2 separate regions of the Mus musculus genome follow, and region 1 is linked to region 2. Evidence: chromatin loops called from intact Hi-C (ENCODE). Cell type or tissue: heart. All regions are shown on one strand. Links, peaks and the distances in the headings refer to the core of each region. The heading gives the core; the rest is flanking DNA.

Evidence for each region. A loop is a pair of places that touch in the nucleus more often than their neighbours do. Peaks named below come from ENCODE experiments on the same cell type or tissue, not always from the same donor. Only the 100,000 strongest peaks of a DNase experiment are listed, where the experiment ranks them.
Region 1: a loop joins it to region 2, with 2.9 times the contacts of the local background. A loop is called at or near these places in 2 of 42 quality-filtered maps.

What each region holds. Positions count from the first base shown.
Region 1 is chr1:189,241,902-189,253,015 of GRCm38, reverse strand. Kcnk2 (potassium channel, subfamily K, member 2) reads left to right here. Exons shown (of 7, transcript NM_001159850.1): 6 at 9,990-10,129. Among named protein-coding and RNA genes, the nearest start is that of A430027H14Rik, 96 kb to the left of the region's middle. In heart, for the core only: no CTCF peak of the experiment used is centred there; no DNase peak of the experiment used is centred there.
Region 2 is chr1:189,573,989-189,585,102 of GRCm38, reverse strand. No RefSeq gene overlaps it. Among named protein-coding and RNA genes, the nearest start is that of Gm30088, 40 kb to the left of the region's middle. In heart, for the core only: a CTCF peak has its summit at 5,516 (motif pointing right); DNase peaks (open chromatin) are centred at 8,612, 9,022 and 9,372; H3K4me3 peaks cover 754 bases; H3K27ac peaks cover 981 bases; H3K27me3 peaks cover 289 bases.

The sequences.
Region 1 (11,114 bases), core at 1,655-9,654, 330 kb after region 2:
ACTACAGCAAGCTGCTAAGCTAGGGCAGAGCTCCTCCTGGGACAGACTGGCTATTTGCTTTGTGGAACATCCCCTCTGGCTACCAGATGTTCCTATCGATCAATTGATCGATATCACAAGAGCCATCCCTCCCCACTGTAAGCCTTTTAAGATGTTCTCTACAAAGCTTACTTTTATATTTCTGTTTCTGCCTGTGTCGGGGGCGTGATGTGGTGGCTGGGTCGTCACACTGGTGATTGACATCTGATCCTCCCAGCTGATCCGTTCTTTCCTCTCACCCAAGCTCTCCATCCCGAGAAGAAGCAAGGAGAGCTGAGTTTGGGCTGTGTGTTACCCTGATAACACAAGCGCACAGCTTAGAGCCATGTGTGCAGTGGTTCTTCCTGAAGTTGGAAGGGGAAAGGAAATGGGGGAGCCAGCATGGTTTGCATGGTTTTGAAAGTGTCGCTTGTAGTCACAGTGGTCGGGGTGAGCTCACGGTCCTATCTGGGAATTACTGTGGCTTTCCTCATTCCTGTCTATGACTTTTCATTTCTGCAAATGCCTAGGATGTCCAGTCATGCCCGCCTTTAGAATGAGGACTACCTCAGCCTCGCTTTCTTAAGATCCCTTAGGTGACAATGCTTGAAGACTGGAGAAAAGCCTAGCTACCAAGTTTAACACAACTTAAAATGCATTTTCAAAGCAGATGGCTTTTTAGATACCCATAACCAGACACAGGGGAAAGGGGGCAGCATGTTACCCCCAAAACATACTTCTCAGTAAAGTCCTCTAGAACACTCCTTTTCCCAAGTCAGCCTAGGTTGTTTCCAAAAGGCACACATGAGGGAAAGCCTGTGCAAAAGAGACTTCAACAAAGTGGGGGGGGGGGTAGAGGTGTCTCGAATTCCCTACACTTTTAAGAAAACCTCACAATCTTAGTCCCCAGACTTAAGCATTATAAGTAACCATTATGGCTGACACCACAAAGTCACATGTGGTTGATTAGTTATGTGTGGTACTGCTCGTGCAGAGAGAGAGTGGGTATTGGGTTCCAAGCACCCACGTAGCACCTCCAGAGAACTCAGTGCCTTCTCCTGGCCTTCTTGGAGACTATATTCTGATGCACAAACTCACATTCAGACAGACAGACAGACAGACAGACAGGCAGACACACACACACACACGCGCGCGCACACACACATACACATCCTTAATTAAAAAGTAAAGAAGGATAGTTCATATGTATATATATGTATATACATGTGTGTGTATATATATATATATATCAGATGTTTAAGTTGTTTTTTATGAATTTTTCATCACTGAAAGAGTGTACTCTTAGATCCTGGGAGCTTACTTATCCCACAGGAGGCAGAGTGTCTCCCTGCCTGGTCTAACGTCACGTGTAGGGCATTACTTGCCTCTTCCTCACAGAGCACAGCTCTGCCTCCCCAGCTAAGGCCCTTCTTCCCTGGCATGTTACCTGGATGACTTTTTAAATTAAGTTTTCAAAGTTCTATTGTCATTTGTCATTGCATTTTTGGCTTGGGGAAAGACATAAATCTGTGTCCCCTACAAAGTTTCCTAGAATTATATAAGTCATCTTCGGAAGTGATGCTTTTCATAGCCAAGTGATTTCCTTTCTGTATAATCCCAAATAGGACTCATGCAGTGAGCACTCTCTTAATCTAAGGGAATGCCATTGTGAAAACATCTCGGGCTCTGTTTAAAGCCATCACGAAGTTTGTTGTTCAGAACAATTGTTGCTAGAAATCCTCTAGGATACAGTGCCTGATACAGCCTAAGATTTGCACAATTATCCCTCAGGCCAGTTCCAAAATTGCTGCCTTTAAGCTGATTGCTGAGGAAGGTGTTGCTGGAGAGCCAATAGGTACCCAAAAAAGTACTTGATGAGGGTAGAGGATGCTTGAAAACCGGTGACCCTTCACAAGATCAGCTCAGAAAATGAAAACAAGAACCTTTCTGTTAATCAGAAAGGTGAAGCTTGTGTGACTGCTTGGAAGATGTATTATATACTCTGTGTGTGTGTGTGTGTGTGTGTGTGTGTGTGTGTGTGTGTGTGTGTGTGTGATGTATTCAAGGACAACTTTAGGGACTCAGTTCTCTCTTCCCACCGTTTGAGGCAGGGCACTCTTGCTTCTCCTCTCTGCATTGCCAAGACCAGCTGGCCTATAAGCTTTGCAGAGAATTTCTTGTCTTCCTTTTGCATCTGGCTGAAGGAGGGCTCGGCTGCAGAAGCGGCTGGCTTATCACATGGATTCCAGGGATCTGAACTCAGGTCATCAAGCTTTACAGCAAGTGACCTAACACACAGAGCCCCCTTACTGGCTCTCTGTCTTATAATCAGCACTCATTCGGAAATTCATATTCGTTTACTCTGATGGTTAGTGAACACACCGTTTATGAGATACTGTGTTCAGCACTCAAAGTGACAAAGGCTGTGGCTCCTGCTCCTCCAAAAGGAATGTATGAAATTAGGGGGCAGCCACTCAATAGGGATCAAGGTCTGTGGAACAGGGGAAATCTGCTCATTGTGCTTTAGCCAGTGATGAGAAAACTGTGCACTTGATTAATCAGCAGAATTGGAGTGGGGGTAGGGTCTGTGGGCAAGCCAAGAGATTAGCTCACAGGGGTCAGCAGGCTTCTAGAAGCATTGTAGAAACACAGGAGGACGGAGCAAAGGAGCGAGCCTTGGTGAGTGATGGTTATGACGGAGCTGGTGCTTAGTGGAGACTCCAAACTGCTCTCCACGGAGATATCAAAACAATTCCCAGTGGAAATGATCACTTAACTCCTGTACACAGTGCTTGCACAGCACACGCTGCACACGGCGCACCTCACACCGCACGCTGCACACGGCACACCTCACACCGCACGCTGCACACGGCGCACCTCACACCGCACGCTGCACACGGCACACCTCACACCACACACCGCTGCACACGGCACACCTCACACCGCACGCTGCACACGGCACACCTCACACCACACACCGCTGCACACGTCTACCCTTGTAGAGAGATGACTGAGGGAGGGACTTGTAGATTTCCCTTTCTTTGCACCCACGAGGTTCCTGTTCTTCCAACAGTAGGTTTTACATGAAGAACAGAAGTGGAAATGGGCTGGTTTCTAAATCTGAGTGCTGATCTCTAACTTCCAAAAATATAACTTCAAATGCTAGGCAGATCTAATTGTCTCCACTTTAAAATAATTTCAAGTTTTAAGTTTTATTATATGTGTATGGGTGTTTTGCCTGTATGTGTATCTCTATACTATGTGTGTGAGTGCTGTCTTCAGAGGCCAGAAGAGGGCATTGGATTCCCTGGAACTGGAGCCACAGATGGTTGTGAGATTGTATGTGGGTGCTGGGAATTGAACTCGGGACCTCTGGAAGAGCAGCTGCTGAGCCATCTATCTCTACAGCCCTCTTCTTTAGCTTTACATTTTCCTGTATCAGTGACATAATACGTTTTATATATATATTTATATATGTATATATGTGTATATATATAAAACCTATTATACATATACAGATATATATGTGTATATAATAGGTTATGTATATATAATACATAATATATAATAGGTCATATATAATACATAGTAGGTGATATAATAGGTTATATATAATATATTATATACAATAGGTGATATAGTCAGCTATATATATATATATAATATAGTTATATACTAGGTTATATAATCGGTTATGTAACCGATTATATAATAGGTTATATGTAATACAATATATGTAAGAGGTGATATAATAGGATATATATATATCAGTGTTTTAATAGGTGAGTTATTGCTGAAGACCAAAGTCACTAGATTGACCATGCCACTATAAGAATGTTTCTGTTCTCTAGGAAATTTGCTGTCACAAGAGAAAAGTATGCAAAACAGAAATATCATAATCATAATAAAAATAAATCATCAGTAGTAAAATTATAGTCAAAGCCCCAAGTTAAGAGCATTATTTGATATCCAAACTAAAATACTTAGAAACAAACCTGTTTCTGTGACTTAAATGGGTCTCCCCCAACAACTCATGCACGCTGTGTCTCCAGAGGCTTAGCGGCCTAGGATGCCTTCTGCTTACTGCGTGCTTTCATGGGAAAATGTAGGACCCCAGTCTCTCATTTCTCAGCTTCTTGGCCCATAACACACTCTTGTCATGATTGCTCCTCAGTGTTCCTCACCAGAGTCAAATCAATGAGGTCACCGGACCCCAAATTGGAACTTCCAGAGTCATGGGCTGAGTGAACTGGTTTTGGTTGTTTCACGCTCGCTCTGTGTATCTTGTTATAGCAATGTGAAGCTGAAACTCGGGTTTCTTTAGAGTGTCACTGTGTTTCTGTTCTATAACACACATATATGGCTTTAGAAGATGGGAGGATGGTCCTGGAATTGATGATCTGAATCAAGAATGACTGTGCTTTCAAACCAGGGTATGTGAGGTTTTTATCATTAATATTTTGTGATTCAGAAGAAGAAAATCCACAGGTCAAGAAAATTAAGGGGAAGGTGTGTTATGTTCTCACATTCTTATTTTTTAAAATTACTTTAGCATGAAAAAAATCTCACACACACACACATGCACACACAAACACACACACACACACACACACACTCACCCACACACACACACACACACACACACACACACACACACACAGCTCTATAGTGGTAGTTATGCAAAACACTTGCCTGATCCCAATCTCATGGTCTGTGGAACAGAATATCACCACCTTCTGGAAACCACTTGAGTCAGGAGGTAAATAGAGGGCCTCGTCTTCAGATCCACAGGGCTACCTTGAGCCAAAGGGGATGCTTGTCAGGCCTGGCTGGATGACTCTCACGGTAACTAAGCATCTTCCATACCATGGGGGTGGAGCAGTTTTGTTGACCCTGTCCTCTGAGTATTGTCCCCTCCTAATCTTACATTTCTCCTTTAATGGCACTAAGAAGTGATGTCTTTATGGGTCATTAGGTCACAAAGGATTCACTGTCTTGAGTGGGATTGATGCTGTAAATGCTCCTAGTCTCCCTCTCCCTCTCCCACTTACGTTCCTGCTACGAGTGTGTCATAGCTCACTGTCCTGCAAGTAGAACAGCCACCACCTTTGTTAGAATGGCTCCCACTACTTGTGAGAGAGCCCCAAAGGTCTGGCTTGTTGAACGTTGATGTTCCATCTTAGAAGGAGTAGATGGAAGGGCCATTCAATTCAGGCCGCTCCCTTCAGTACCTCCTGGCCAGTTGTATGTCATTCTTTCCTGATTATACCCTTACTCATCATCTCAGGAGGTGCTGGAGTATGCAGACTGGGGAAGGAACTCCATCCATGCAGCTAATTGTCTTCATCCAGGCTGGGGTGAGAGGTTTTGGGTATCATGGCTACTTGAGGATCTCTGTGCTTTCATATGTAACCCTTCACTCATGATGTATAAGTAGGACCAGTAAGCGCACTGGCTCCCCAGGTTGGACCTTGGTTTGTGCTGGCATCCTGTGTGGAGAGTACCCTCTCAACACCGGGCTGCAGGACAGCTGGATGGTGTAAGGTGCAGGGTAGCGACAGTTAGGAGCTGAGCATATGGGTGAAGGACAACTCCATCCTGTGGAAGGAGGAGCCACACTTCAGAGCAACACAAGACTGGGTTTGCAGGTGAGCTCTGTGGCTCCTGTCCATTTGTGACGTGCTACGGTTCATTTTCCATGCCCTTACATCTCTATTTAAAGTCACTAGGATTTCAGACAAGCCGCATGGATCTGGCTGTCTCTCTTGAATTCTGGGCAGATTGAACTGGGTGGCACTTGAATCATCAACTTTATTTCTGAAAAAGCAGATGGAGATAAAGCTAAATTATACCTAAGGCCCCATTGATGCCCAAATACAGGAGCCTCAGCTCCTTCACCTACAGAGCTTTAGGGTAGGATGGCTTTCCGGGAACCACCTGTAGTCCTTTAGGGTGGGGTGGTGCTAGTCATGGGGGTTAATCTGTTAGGCTAAGTTCTCACTCACCTCCCCCAGGAGGATTTTTGAATATTCTATAAGTGAGTTGAAATGAGCATATTGACTGAGCAATGTAGGGCATCCAGAGTCAGAAAGTCTCCCCATAAGCTATTGTCCATCCTCTTCCTGCCATGACTCTCAGGGAGCAGGCAGGCAGGTTCTCTCAGTGATTGATATAGGGGAGGTTCCCAGCCACTTAGGGAACCCACTTTGAGGAGAGAATCATTTCCTAGCATTGTGAACAGCTTGAACCTTCCAGAGTTATATTTTTAGTAGTTTAATCTGCTATATTGGATTAAGCTCTGGCAGAGTGTGAGTCTTGCAAATGTCAAGGAGGGGTGGGGGGAGGAGGAGGAAGAGGAAGAGAAGAAGGAAAGAGGAAAAGGAAGCCATCACACATCCCAATACAGACTCAGAATGCTTAGACTATTTGAAAAAGTTGAGGAGGTTCCTGAAGCTGTCTGCCTCCACCCTCTTTGGTATTTTTATTGCTATCTGTACATTTTCATATAATGTTCTCATATAAAAGCTCCTAAAATGGAAAGAGCTTATGTGCACAGGAGGGGAAGGGGATACATAAAAGGGGAGGGAGGGTGTAGAATACAGCATCCTGCAGTCCACAACATGAACAGTGAGAGGAAGAAAAGAAACCGGTAGATGTGGCAACAGACAAGGTGTGGGCTTTCTGTCTAAGACAGAGAAGTCACTCTGCACCCTTTGATCCTTTATGATTTTTAGATGGCCTCTCTCTGGTCCTCTAAGCCGCTCTGATGTTCCCAGTCCTTCTAGCTCAGCGTCCCACGTGCTAGATTCGGGTGCAAGCTGCCACTCCCAGCTACTTCACTTAATTAATGAGAGACAGCTGGACACAGTTCTAAACAATAGGGAGAAAATTAACACTCCTGACACTCAAGGATTTTTTTTTAAAAGCATTTCCTGTGGTTCAGAGCACTTGCTATTCTTGAAGAGAACTGAGTTTGGATGCTAGCACCTACATCAGCTCACAGGTGCTGTTAGCCTCATCTCTAGGGTACTGGATATCCCCTTCTGACCTCAGCAGGCACCTGCACACATGTACACATGTACAAACACACACACACACACGTGTGTGTGTGTGTGTGTGTGTGTGCCTATACTCACATACATACAATTAAAAATAAGAAAAGATTAAAATCGTTTTTTCATTTTAAAATCTCCCCCTTTAAATCAAGCTATCTTAATATTACAGATACATTAACAGAGGGAAGATTTTTGCATCCTGTGAGCTGATTAATGAACAAATTGATTTATAAGCCTTAGGTTTGGGAAAGTGAATAGGGTGAATAGTTGTCTGACAATGACTTCTTTCTTGGTGTTTTTCTTCTTAGACCATCCAGCTGCCAGTATTTCATTTTAAGAGTGGTAATTAAGACTGTGAAAAAAAACTTTTTTCCATGGCTAGAATCTCTAAAACTTCTGGGTTAAATGTTTTACCCAAATATGGGCCTTTTGGTGATTAGGCTAACCCTTCCAACTGTAACATCCTGCCTATAAGAAATGTGTAAAATGTCATCTTTATCATGTGTGTGGGCTGTTCTATAATCAGTGACTCTGGGAGCTTACGTGTTAGGTGAGCCCTAAACATTTGGATGAAGGTGGGCTTTGTTTTTTGTTTTTTTGTTTTTTTGTTTTTCCTGGTTCTTCTTCTTTCTGGTGTGAAAACAGAAAGTACTAGGAAGGAAGTCATTTGATTTCAGTGAAATGGAAACACTGGACAAATGGAATTTGCCAGTGGGCCTCCCTTAGAAGGCATCTCACTGTGCACTCCAGGCTGTCCTCAGACTATGTGTCCACTCACAACGCTTACCTGCTAGAGCCCCCCTCTAGCTTGTTCCTTGAACATTCAGAAGTCTTTGTGTGGCCTCCAGAGTCTGATTTGCTTAGGGAAACATTCCATTAGTATTTTATATTTGAATGTAGTGTGCACTTGTTTCTCCTAGCCAGGGGTTGGATTTGTGCACAGCCCCAGGGTCTATTCAGTGAGCCCTATGATGCTTGCCCTCTGCTCTGCTCTGCCCCACAGTGTATTAGGCCTGCATGTCAGAAATCTTAGGGGTGAAGTCAAATAGGGGTCTTTAACCATCCTTAGCCTGAAAAGTCCCAACTTAAAGTATCTGTGCTGGTTTTAGTCAATGTCCTTTCACCATCTCCCAAGTAAGGGACTGAGGCCATCAGAAACAATCCTGTCATCATTGTCCCCTGCTCCATTCTTCCATGCCTTTTCTCTCATGCCTGCCCTCATTCAACATAGCAATTTCTTAGCCGCTCCCAAATCAGAGCATCTCCAGGGGCCTCCCATCTCCCTTCCCCCTGAGCCACTACGATCCTTTTGATCATGCAGTCAACCATGAACACAGGTCATCTCCCCTTTAACTATAACCATGTTCCTGCTGTTAGGATCCAGTCTTTATGATTCTATATAGCCTGTTCTTCCTAGGCTCCTCACTTGGCCCTGACCACACTCCTGTAGGCATCCATATGCTGGCTGATCCTCTAAAGAAAGTGTGTCTTTTCATAGTGCCTTGATACATATCGCCTAAAAGTTCCCTTTGCCTTCTTGCCTTCTCCCTTCCTCTGTGTTCTTCCACAGAGTTATATAGCATCTGCTCTGCTATTCCACACTCTCAGCTATAGCAACTCTCTACGTGAGGCTTTCTTCCTGTTCAAGTTGCATGTGTGTGCATGTGTGCATGTGCCCATACATGTATGGGGGTGTGCACACTCCAGGCTAGCTGGCCCAGGAGCATCTGAGTGTTCTGGTCTCCATGGCCCATCTCTGGGTTAGGAGCCCTGTAGTGCCATAGGTGAGCTGCACATCTGGCCTTTATATTGGTTCTGATCTGAACTCAGTGACAAGCACTCTATACACCAAGGCATCTCTCCAGTCTGAATGTGAGGATTTCTTAGGTCAAAGTTGGGTTCCTTAAGATATGGAGATATGGCCTTGACTACTTGTTTGGGTTAATAGGTTAGAGTTTCAGTGTTTGCCACTTTATAACTACCTCTTTTACTGTGTGCGCTGAATAGGGGGGCATGTGAAAATACACACAGCAGACTCCCACAGTACAATGTCAGTCATTAACAACAACAACAAAGAAAAAGAGCTCCATTACTTATTCTTTCTGGAGATGTTGGGCTTAAGCTTATGACATCATGGAACTTCCTCGGAGAAGATGGTGGTGGCATTGCAGGTATAGACCATCCTTTCTCTGCTAACCCATAGTTGCTCTGCCTCAAGCTTGGTATCAGATCATCCTACTTTTGACCTGAAAATAATAGTCGTACAGGGTCACCCACTTCCTGCCCAGAGTCACCCACTTCCTGCCCAGAGTCACCCACTTCCTGCCCAGAGTCACCCACTTCCTGCCCAGAGTCACCCACTTCCTGCCCAGAGTCACCCACTTCCTGCCCAGAGTCACCCACTTCCTGCCCAGAGTCACCCACTTCCTGCCCAGAGTCAACCACTTCCTTCCCAGAGTCACCCACTTCCTGCCCAGAGTCACCCACTTCCTGCCCAGAGTCACCCACTTCCTGTTCAGTTTGGCAGACCCATGGGGTGGCACAGGTGGATCAGCATGGGCTGATGGACACAGTCCTCTGAAAGTGGAAGTGTGGTCTCTGATTCATATGTTGTTAAAGGGGATGGTGCGGTTGAGTCCCAAGGGACAAAAAGGTCATAAATGACAAAAGAAACAGGAAACCCAGATAACCACGTGATCTGGAAAGGTAAGGGTGTATCCTCACCTATTGAACTTGTCCTTGGAAACCTGAGAATTCTGTAAGAGAAAATGAGAAATTCGGTGTGAAGGAAGAGCCTGGGTCTGTGGAGAGGCTGAGAGATTTCTGCCCTTGAGTCATAGCTCACCAGCAAGTGTGTTGTGGATCTCAGTTATTGACTCTTGGGACTACATACAATTAATACCTTTCCTTTTGCAGGTGGATCAGACATTGAATATCTGGACTTCTACAAGCCTGTGGTGTGGTTCTGGATCCTCGTTGGGCTGGCCTACTTTGCAGCTGTTCTGAGCATGATTGGGGACTGGCTACGGGTGATCTCTAAGAAGACGAAGGAAGAGGTGAGGGTGAGGGTGCACAGAACAGCATCCAGTAAAGGGTTGGTTTGATGTTCTTTTTAAAAGTTTTTAGAAGTTTAAACTCTTAATATTAATGCTAGTATACAATGAAGTAAGAAAAGTGTAGGAGTTGTAGGTTGCAGGTTTTTTGTTGAATGGCACAAAGTGAGGTCTGTTCTATAACAGAAAGAAAAGAAAACATTTGAGGCCAGAATATACCGCCATGGTAGAACACTTGCCCAGCATATATAAAGACCTAAGTTCAATGCACAGCAGTGGGGGGAAAGTGTATCAGTGTATCATAGAACAAATAATGAATGTTTTTTAAGTGTCTGTAAACAGATTTTTTAGAATTATTTTTGAATAAATTTCTAGAGATGGAATTGTTGATAAATTAAACTCAGGTCCAACTTTACGAGGAATTGCCTAAATGTTACACGATTTAAGTTCTTATTAGCAGCGAATGAGAAGGGTGCTGAGACAGAACGAATCAGACACTGGAGTGATGACTGTTTATATTAGTGATTTATTCTATTTTGTCTGTATGAATGCACATGTTCACACCCGAACCTACACATATGCACTGGAAGGCTGTGTGCTGTGGCTCTTTGCTACAAAACTTCCAAGTATTCAGAATTTTACATATTTAATACCAAAAAAACCCATAGTAATGATCTTGAGAATTTTGATACATGAAATTTTAGGAATTTTAAAATGGAAGTGTTGATACAGAAATTTTATTCCTTGAATATTCAGTTTTGATGTTGTATTTATATCTCCAGAAATACTATTGGTTGGAGAGTGACAGTGTGTGTGTGTGTGTGTGTGTGTGTGTGTGTGTGTGTGTGTGTGTGTGAGAGAGAGAGAGAGAGAGAGAGAGAGAGAGAGAGAGAGACTTGTCAACTTTGCTAGTTGTTTAGGGGAATCACAGGTCTGTCTGGTTTGCTCCATGGCACTCATAATCCTGTTTGTTTCATTACCTGCTATT
Region 2 (11,114 bases), core at 2,165-10,164:
AGGCAGGATCTCAGGCAGCCTTGCCTTGAACTGCCGATGTGGCTGGGCTGACCTTGACCTTCCCATCTTCCTCCTCTTCTACTTCCAGGCATCAGCACTGGGGACCAAGCCAAGGTGCTGTGCAGGCTGGGAAAACCCTGTACAGCTGAGCTACAGCCCTGTGCCTTTTCTTTTCTTTGTTTTTCTCCTGCCTTTTATTTTATTTACTTATTGTTTTTGAGAAGTTCTATAGCCCAAGCTGCCTATGAACTTCCAGTAAGTCTATTACCTCGGCCTCTTAGAGTACAGGCATAGTGAACGGCCAGGCACTGTTAGTCTGAAATATTTTGACCAAGTGTTTTATAGTCTAAATAAAAGTCAATTCTCAAATAATAGTTCCGAGACTTTGGCTTACAGCTAATTGATAGTTGCTGGGCCAAATATTCCCTTTGGCCTTCTATGATTATGGTTCTTGCAACTCTCCCCCTCTTTCTTCTGCTCTCTCCCTTTCTTTCTCTCTTCCCCCTCTTCTCTCCCCTCCCTCCCTCCTTCTTTTATTTGTCTCATCAAAGCATCTGTTTTTTTCTCCTGAGAGACCAGACAAACTTCTTTAGCATAAACAGTAGCATTCCTTACTTAAGCAAGAATTTGATTTTCAAACATCCTTGGGTTCACTATCTCAGCGGTAAATATGTATTGAGGGATGTGCTGATCTTGTCTGAGCAGAAGCAGATCTCTGTACGTCATTTGCAATACACTCATTTTTGCACAAATACCAGTGTCTGGAGTGTGTAAAAGCAAATAATGAATCCCACACATTCCTCCAGTTAGTGATACAACACATGATTTAAAAAGTTAGACACCAAATATAATTTCCTTTGTCTGGATGTGCCTGGTGTCCTCCACCTGGGGAATTGGTGGACATTGCCAATTTCCAGTTCTGCTGATGTTGTCATTTCTCACACCCCTGACCTTGGGCAGATTCTGCTTGGGACAGTGGTAATCATCTTGGGACACTTTAGCTGGGTGTGGAGGTTGAGGGGGATCAGGGGTTTAAGGCCAATCTGGGCTACATGAGATCATGTCTCAAAGCAAAAATGAAAACAGAAGGAAAGGAGAGACTGTCTTTATTGGGCAGAAACACCGTGAGGAGCCTGACTGGAAGCTCAGTGTAAGTTTGTCAATGTCGTGTGTTCTGCAATATGACCGTGTGACACAGCTCTTGTCCCTTCTCTTGTTTTCTTCGTTTCGGAAGCAGGGAAGGTGCAGGGCTTTTGGGGAGTTCCAATGGCTTAGGCTTTCCATGTATGATTCTATAACACCACAGATTAATAATTCTATACCTGACAGCTCTTTCTACTTTTCTATTCTGTGGCATCTTAGGCTGCTTGCTTGTATCTTGACCAATGGAATAGTTTACAAAATGCAGTTTCTTGTTGTTTGGTTAGTTAGTTAGGTTTTTCAAGACAGGGTTTCTTTATATAACAGCCCTGGCTGTTCTGGGATTTGCTTTGTAGACCAAGCTGACCTTGAACTCAGAGATCTGCCTGCTGCTGCCTCCTAAGTGCTGGGATCAAAGGCATGTACCACCATGTCTGGCTTACAAAATGTGTTTTTAACGCTACATACCTAGATTCTGCTTGATCCAAACTTCTCTTCCCTCCCCCTCCCCCTTTCCTTCCTCCCTCTCTTCCTTCCCTGCTTTCTCTCCTTCTCTTCATTTTATTTTTGTGTCTGTCTGAACAGAATTACCATCTTACAGTAAAAAGTGGCACACACACACACACACACACACACACACATAGAGTAGCCCTGGTCACAGTTCCTTGGATATTGCAATTGGGACCATCAGGCCTAGTTTTGAAGCAGGCAGAAAGGGTACTGCTGGTGTTATGAGTTGAACTGGCATCTTTTAATTCCAGATGTCCATATTTCCATCCCCATGGCCTGTGAATATCCTTATCTGGAAACACCATCTTCATAGAAGCAACCAAGTCAAAATGTCATTAGGGCATGCCTAAACCCACAGGACCCGAGCTCTTAGGACTCAGAAACAAAGGGGAGATGCTATGAAGGCACAGGGATGTGGGGGGTGGGGGTTGTGGGTTGTGGGGGTGGGGGGTGGGGGGCAAGGAGAGTCTGAGGCATCGGAGCCTGGTTAGGGACCTCAAATGAATTCCTGAGGAGGAACCAGCCCTGCCAACACCTTGTGTTTTCCTTCTAGCCTCCACACCCAAGACACAAAACACTGCTGTTGTTTAGTGCAGTGGTCTGCAGGACTTCACAGCAGCCCAAGAGCTCAGCTACTCTAGAGGGGGAGGGTGGGTGGTGGTGGTCACAGAGTCTATGGGGCATAGAATTGGATATCGCTGATGATCACGGCATCTTCATCTATATTACATACACATAATTTCTGCTAGCCTCAGAAATTCTATAAAGCCTTCAACTTTATAGAAAAATATGTATATTCTTCTCCTTAACATTACCTACTACACATACCTTTATGTTTTTATACTGCTATTGTGTGTTTGCTACTAAATTGCTGTGTTGCTCATTATCATAGAATATGGCTTTTAATTAAAAAAATTTATGGTGTTAATAACAAGGTGTAAAGTACAGAACTAAGCTATTCCAAAAGCTCTTTTCCCAGAGTGTTTTATTGTTGTGGTAAAACACGGACCATGTGGGGTAAAAATGGGGTCCCATGTACGCTAGGGCCGCTGGGCGAGGCGAGACTCCCGGAAGTTTGGATTGTGCACACCCCTATGGAACCACTGGACAGGCGTTGGGCTGTGAGAAGACGCAGGACCCCCGCTCCGGGGGTGGCGAAGGAGCGGTCTGGGGTCCCCTCGGAACTGCCGGAATCGGGATCAGATTCTCAGGCACCACAGACACCGCTGAGCACTGAGGAAGTGCCGTGCCGGTTCTGGGGGTCCCTGGGCCGCAAGGAGGCCAAGGACGTCAGGTTTTCAGTCTTGGACATTTCAGGTGCCCCTGGATGTCTCAGAAGAGGCGAGAAACAGAGTGGGGATGGCGGGCGGACTCTGGCCCCGGGGACTGAGGGGAAAAGGGCAGGGGGAGAGAGCTCCAGCTGGTTACTGCAGGGATGAGAGCCTTTGGCTTGGTCTGCAACGTCTTGGGTTGGCGGAAGCCGTGGCTATTGTGCAAGGAGTCCTCCTGGTGGGAGGTTAGACGCGTGGCTTGTTCGGGGAAGACCTGCTCCATTGCTCCAACACAGCGGTCCCAATGAGAAGAGACAATCCATGGTTTTTAAGGCGTTTATTGTAGAAAGGCAGAGAGAGGGAGAAGAGTAGAGAAGCAGAGGGCGGCCATGGCCACACAGGGAGGGGAGGGGGGAGAGAAGGTGGAGAGAGGGGGAGCAAGGGAGCAAGAGTAAGAGCAAGAGAATAAGAGGTAAGAGAGAGAGGAGGGGGCAAACAGCTCCTTTTATAGTGGGCTGGGCCCACCTAACTGTTGCTAGGTAACCGTGGGGCGGCTCATACCTGGCTGTTGCCAGGTAACTGTGGGGGTGGAATCCAGACAGAATACCAGGAGCTTGGAGCATTGCCTACATGAACATGACTGATGGCCACACACCTCTCTGGGGGGTGGGGTGGAGGTGATGGTGGTGGGAGGCTGTAGCTGCGACAGGAGTCAGGGGTCCAGGAGGGGTCCAGGAGGCATGGCTGAACACCTTCGGTCCCTTAGGGTCACCAGGATTCCAGGCCTGTGCTCGACTAGCTCACCGCCCCACAGGACCAGAAGAAAGTTGTGGGAGGAGAGAGTTTTATTGTCTATAGGTCACAGTCCATCCCTGAGGGAAGTCAAGGCAGGAACTTGAGGCAGGAACTGAAGCTGATCATGGAGAACTAAGCTTTCTGGCTTGTTCCCTGGCTTGGTCAGACCACCTGCCTAGTGATGGCACTGTCCACAGGGGCTGGCCTTCCTGTGTTTATCAGCCATCAAGAAAATGGTATAGAAACCATTCTGATGGAATCAGTTTGTCATCTGAGAGTCCTTCTTCCCAGACGTTAGTAGGTTTGTGTCAAGCTGACAAGAGCTGTGACAGTCGTCAGAGTCTCGGGTACATTTGAAGATAGAGGGGCTATCTGTGAGGGCTATACAAGTACATTTGGGGCTAAGAGGAAAAATGCCTCAGACTGTGTGGCCATGAACATGAACATCCCTAATGCAGGCTCTTACATCAGAGGACGTTGCCAGAATATCGCTAAACGTATTTTGTGGATAACCTGTGCCAATCTATTCTCTTGATGGGGCTATCCATAACTTCCAACCACACAGTAATGCCACATTAGTATGGAACAATATCAGTCCTGTCCCTTAGTACAGGGGTTAACGCAGTCATCTTTGGTTCTTTTGGTAATAGAATGGAAAAAAAAATCACAAGTTAAAATTTCTTTTGTTTTTACAACATCTGGTTCTCAGTCTCTTAAGAAGAGAATTCTTGGCTCTTCAACCCCTGCTCAGATCTATGATCTTGTGAGGGGCATCCTGCTGCATGCACACACTTTTGTCCTCATCGTTAAATTATATATGGCGCTCGGTGTTTTTAACAGAGTCATAAATAAAACTCCAAAGAGCCAGCGAAGTTGTGTGGATGCCACACACAGATGAAAAGTGGATGAGCCTCTAGGAAAGAACACACCTCTCTTAGTCTCCATCTATATTTAAAATGGAGAGGGCAGAGTAGCAGGAGACAGCCCGATGCAAGGCTGAATGGGAGAGACCCTTAGCAAGTGCCCAGTCATTTGCTATGTAAGCTTGTTTAACGAGGCACGAAGCCTGATTTAATAAACTTCCAGGGCTGTATGAGCAACGAGGATCCCAGTGTGCACTCCTGTGCCACGTGTGCCTTTCTAACTACGCTCACACAGAGCTCCCAGGCATGGAAAGATGTCCTGTAAAATCAATTTTGTGATTCAATACTTCTCATAAGTGTCCATAACTGTGGTGGCTCAAATGTCCATCTCTACGCTGCACATGTCACCTCAGGTAGCCACATGTTACCTCAGGTAGCTCTCTGGGGCTTGGTAAGGTGATAACCACTTTAAGATATGGAAGACAAATGCCAGAAATATTTTATTTAAAACCACCTCACCAGTGAAAAGGAGGACGTTTGAACTGGCCTGCTGTCTTAATTCTCTGAGCTGTCATTCCAGAACTTTCCGATGCTTTTTCACACAGCAACACAAGTGCGAAGAAGTCATATTTGTGTACAGGCAGGAAAACTGGCATGGTTACCCCGGAGTCATGTGATCATTGCGGCACACTGGGCATGTGGAAAGAAATTGTCTTATTTTCTGGTAAATTTGAATTTAAGCAACTTTCTCCCCACTACTAAATAAGTCCAGAGACTGATCTGACAATTCAGCCATTTTTATTGGCACCAACAGGCAGGCGCAGGGAAATGAGGCTGAAGGGAATGCTCTTGAGATGGCTTCTGTTTTTCAAAGGGCTTCTTGCACAGACTGACTTGGGACAAGTTGGTGGGATTGACACAGAAATGTTGGTCATGGATTGACCAACAGGTGGCACCAGGTCCTAAAGCAAGCCTGCCTTCCTAAAGTGCTTAGCTACTCAATCAGGCAGGTCACAGTAGGAGCTGGAACCCTGCTCAGAGAGACACTCAGAAACAAGGTGGGCTTGAAGAAGGCATTTCAACTGCAGGACCAGCCCCACAGAGCTGGCTAAGGGGTCCGGTCCCTCTACTCTAGCTCCCTGTGTGAAGTCTCCCAGTCACTGCCTGCCTTGCTCAATTGTTCTTGTGGAGGTTGATTGTCACGTGTAATCAAGTGGCTGGGACTCGACTGTTCAAGATGGCTTATTGCCACCCTAAAAGGGAAACAGGGAAACCAAGATCAGATCATGTCTTCTTGAGCCTGTCTGTCTGTTTCCTCTGAGGCTGATATTTCTGAGCGGTAGATCTGTTGTTTACTGTTAGTAGAAGGTTATTCTCGCTAGTAAATCCCACACAGCAGGTTCTTTCGTGAGCTGTCACTGAGGGAGATAAAATGCTATGGTAGAAGGGGAGCAAGATGGTCTTTAATTCTGTTACAAAGACTCTGAGCCTCTTTGTCAGAAAAATTGTCATAAGTCCCCCAAAGTGGTGAACCAACACATACATACTATGGATATAATTAAATATATTATTAAACTTTAAAATCTTTTACCCAAAATTGATAGTTTATCTAAAAGAGTGTGAGTGTGTGTGGTGTTTTACCTGCGTGTGCGTCTATGAAACACACACACGCAGTGTCAGAGGAGACCAGAATATGTCCAATCTCCTGGAACTGGAGTTAGAGACAGTTGTGAGGGATGTGGGCGCTGGGAACAGAACCTGAGTCCTCTGCAAGAGCAGCCAGTGCTCTTACCCACTGAGTCCCGATAGTTACCGATAGTTACCGTTCAGGAAGGGAGAAAGGACTCACACCTTGACGTGATTGGTTCCAGACTGTAGTTATAACACTCATGTTAGTTGATGACAGATACGTTGCTTGGGTTAAGGAAGTTTCTCTTTCCTCTTTGTCGAATCTAACCTTTTCTGTGTAAGTGATACTGGATGTGACTGGTTAACAGAGTACTTTCTGGAGATTCATTGGTGACTTCTCAATAAACAACCTAACAGACAAGAAGCAGTGAACTCCAGAGGGGTCCCACCCTTCTCAGGGACAAAGGATTCTAAACGCATTTTACCTCGGCACAGCAGGTCAGCCACTGTCTGCAGAGTCTGGTGAACCTGTGCTACTGAGGCTCTTTCAGTTCCATAGAAAAGAGACATCACATCAACCAGGGAGGGAAAAGCTTGATAGAAGGACGTGAAGAATGAGTAGACAACGGGGAATGTCTCAGCTGGCTTCCTGGAGCCTAGACGTTTGCTCATGGTCAGCAGGGTTCACTCTGTCTGTTTCTCTCATGCTCCCTCAGGGCTAGGGAGCCTTTATTCCCTTTCTGTATCATAATGTCCTGCCTTTGGGAAGTGCTCTTATCAGACAACTGCCCCATGTTCCTCTTCTTCTGTCCTCCTTTTAAAAACATCAAGGTTTCCTGGTGGGCTGGTCTCTATCTTTCTGTTAGCTTCTGAATTGCCTTTGCTGTTTAAAATCCTTTTACTCTGTGCCCTTTCTTCCAACAGCCATCCATCATCTGTTGATTCTTGGTGTCCAATAGAGGATTCAGTTGCTTTGTCCACTGCTGTAGACTGTGGCTGCTGGGTCGCTCTTTGGTTGGCTTAGGTCAGGTCCTTCCCTAGTTTTTTGGTACCTGTCCAAGACAGTAGAGCTTTGTGGTTTGTTGCATGAAGACATACATGGGGGAAACATACAAGAGTGGATTCTGGCCTCCATTTTCAGGCTTCCCGGGATGGATGGCCAATGGCAGCTGTGTTTCATGGTGGCCTCAACAGGCTGTCTGCTGAGGTTAAGTGTGGAACAAGAGCTAAAATGATCAGTGTTTTGACTAAGGCTCCCTCCACAGACTACGGGAACTGTGCCTATGTAGATAGTTTTCTATTCTGCTATAGTAAATTATGCTAAACTCAATGATGCAAGTCTGGCATGTCACAGTCTTATGGGTCCAAAGTCTCACAGGAGACTTTTGTCTCTTATGGGCTTGTGACCGAGATGTCCTTAGGGCTATGTTCCTTTCTCAAGGCTGGAAAGCAATCTGGTTTGCAGGATCATTTGGAGTGTTGGAAAACTCAGTTTTTGCTGTTTTGAGGCAGAAAGGTTGTTTTCTTGTTGCCTGTCAGTTGAGGGCTATTCTAAGCTTCCGGGGCATCTTGTATTCCTTGGCTGGTGGCGCCTTCTTCCACCTTCAAAGCCAGTAATAAAACCAAGTAGGTGAATCTCAGGTTCCAAAGGTCTCCTGGCTCCCCTTCTGTCTCCCCGTCTCCCTGGTGGATTCTTCTGCCTTTAAAATATTTATTTTTAATTATATATGTGTTTCCACATGTATTTGCACATGAATGCAGGTCTGCAGAAGCCAGAAGAGGCCTCTGGATCCCCTGGAACTGGAGTTACAGGTGGCTGTGAGCTGTCTGACATGGGTAATGGGAGTAGAGCTCGGTTCTCTGAAGAACAGTGTGAGCTCCTAACCACTGAGCCACCCTCTAGCCCTCTTGTTCCTGTCTTGTAAGACTTACAGTATAAGAACCTCCCTTTCTCAAACACACCCACAAAGTTGCTATAGCTGAGAAGATGACACCATCTCGTGTTCCGGGAATTAGAGTGTGCATCTGGATGGAGCAGTCAGCCCAGGCTGCCATTGTTAGACTGGTGTTAGTCTTGACCGTGGCAGATATAGTTTCCTCAGAATTTATGTCTTTCTCTGCCTATGTTCAGCCGTCCTCATGTCTACTCACTGGGTGGCTTTCTGCTGCAATGCGTAAGGACTCTGTTTCTGTCGTTTTCTCAGTGAGGCTGTGTTTTCCTGAGGAAATCCATGCATTTTTTATGTACAGCTGAATACATACACGCTGTTCTTGAAATATTTAAAATATTCAATGAGTCTCTGACTCTAGGGGGAAGAAAGCCTCTTGGGGCTGCAGTTAGATAGCTGTTTCCTCTAGATTGAAACATTCCCCAGTGGAGGAAGGGGGCGGCTCGTGAAACACAAGGAAGTTACTAGACTGCAAGCTGACCTGACCCGACCCTAGGAGGGGATGCAAAGCATTGAATAGCTGCTGGCAAGGAGGAGATTCTCCAGCCTCTGGGGTTTCAGGGAGGTCATTGGACGCAGCTCTCAGGAGCCTGTCCCTCTTCTGTGATGGTCTTGTTTTGTGATGCAGTTGCAGTGTTGCCCATGTTTTTGTGGAAGAGCCACGAGGAACCAATCGTCCATTCTCCCATAGGAAACCCCGGTAAACACATTGCTACAAGTTAGGCTTGGATGGGATTATTTCCTTGGTCTGTCAATGGCGCCATGTCTGCGGTGAGTAGATCTTTGTCCATATCTGTCAAGGAAAAGTCATGTCCAGGGACTGGGCAGGTCCTCGGACAAAAAGATTCTGTCCCAGGGATTATAAGCATGTCATCAGCTGAGCTCCCTCCCCAAGGAGACTCTGAAGGATTCTTTCCACATGCTCTCTTGGTTTCCTGCCTTACCCCGGAAGCCAACACAGATTAGGATTGAAATCAACCCAGCAGTGTATTTCAGACATAATGGTGGTTCAGGAAAGGCTGAACTTCGGGGACCTTCCTGGACAAGGATGTCATGTCAGGAACACTCCTGTAAAGACGGGGTAATAAGACTGTAAGAAGGTCAGTATTGCCCAGGCTCTGTCACTCCTCCTCATTTCCAAAGGCCAAAGAGGATGTCCCAGAAGACACGACTGAAAAGAAGAGAGTGTGCAGGTTTTCACAGAACCAAATGGAGATGGACCATTAGCAAAGCTCGGGACTCTGTGCTCTGACTCACTCCTCCCTCGCAGATGGAGAGCTGAAGGGGCAGGCCTGCTAGGACTCTGCTTGCCTCTGTGGAGCAGGGGACTGCCTTCCCTTATAGACAGTTGAGCACCCAGCCCCCAACAGTTCAGTTGTTAGAGTCCATTCATCGGCACAAACCTTTAACTGATTTGAAATTGTGCATTTTGGAGTTTTCTAGGAGGGAGATAGTAATGAAATGTGACTCAGGGCTGGTGAGATGGCTTTGTGGGCAAAGGTGGCGGCTGCTAAACCTGGTGACCGAGTTCAAGCCCTAGAACCCATGTGCATGGAGAGAATGACTCTTACAAGCTGCCCTCTGACCTTGACAGTCACGTGAAGGGAAGTTCACATAGACAATAAAGAAATGTAAAAATATTATTAAAAAAATATGTGATCTAGAAGTTTCCCATAGAGGCCAACCTCACGCATGGTCTTTTCATCTTCCTTCAGACTACAAGGTTCGTAAAATGAACTTAAACCTCATGTTTCACCTTTTAAACGACTTTTCGGTCTTGGCGACATCCATGGGAGGAGAGGCCCTTGGTCCTGTGAAGGCTCGATGCTCCATTGTAGGGGAATACCAGGACACAGAGGCGGGAGTGGGTGGGTGGGGGAGCACGCTCATAGAAGCAGGGGAGGGGATAACATTTGACCTGTAAATAAAGAAAATCTAATAAAACATTTCAAATCCCGCCCCACCCCCAAAACCAACTAGTTTTCTATTCTCTTGCATTTGGACATCATGGGCTACAGAACTCATTTTTCTTTTTAAGTCGAGAGCTTAAGCAATAACAACCACAACAGTCTCCAACACTGAGCTGTTGCGAGCAAGCGAGCTCTTTCTGTTATTCTTCCTATGAGAAGAGATTTCACAGGGGAGGAGGGGCAAAGTCATCTTCGTGCCTCGCCAGACTCTGCATCCCTTCTTCTGGGAGCTTCCTAGGAGCACCATGCAGGGGTGTCTTGAATGTATGGACCAGGAGTGTCACCCGAATTCCTGTAAGTTCTAAATGAGAATCTTCTTCTAAGACTTCTCCCAACCCATCTCTTATGCCTGTGTTAGTTGCTTCTTTTTCTGCTGCTGGGCAGTGCCTGACAAAAGCACCTAGAGGGAGGGAGGGAGGGAGGGAGGGAGGGAAGGGAAGGGAGAGGGAGGGAGGGAGGGAGGGAGGGGAAGAAGGGGGAGGGAGGAAGAAGGAAGGAGGGAGGGAGGGAGAGGAAGAAGGGGGAGGGAGGAATAGGGAAGGAGGGAGGGAGGGAGGGAAAGGCAAGGCTGGCTCACAGTTTGAGGAGCTACAGTCTCTGGTGGTGGAGGAGGCTAAAGGAGCGCCAGGGCCCACTCACAGTATACCTACAGTCAGGAAACAGAGAGCAACAGAGTTTTCCTCTGAGCTGGCTTCCGACTTTTCATGGAGTCTCAGATTCCAGCCTGTGTGGATGGTACCAGTCACATTTGGAACAGATCTTCTCACCTCAGTTAACCTAATCTAGACAATCTTCTCATAGATACAAACTCAGAGATGTGTTTCCATGGTGATTCTGAATCCCATCAAATCAACCGTCAACATTGGCCCCCATAGTGCCCAAGTGCCAGGCCAAATGATGCCCCTCTGAGCCCCATCTTAGTAAAGGCCATCTGTCCAAGTCCTCTGGCAAAGCACTTAGGCTCCATACTTGATTTCTCTTTTCTAC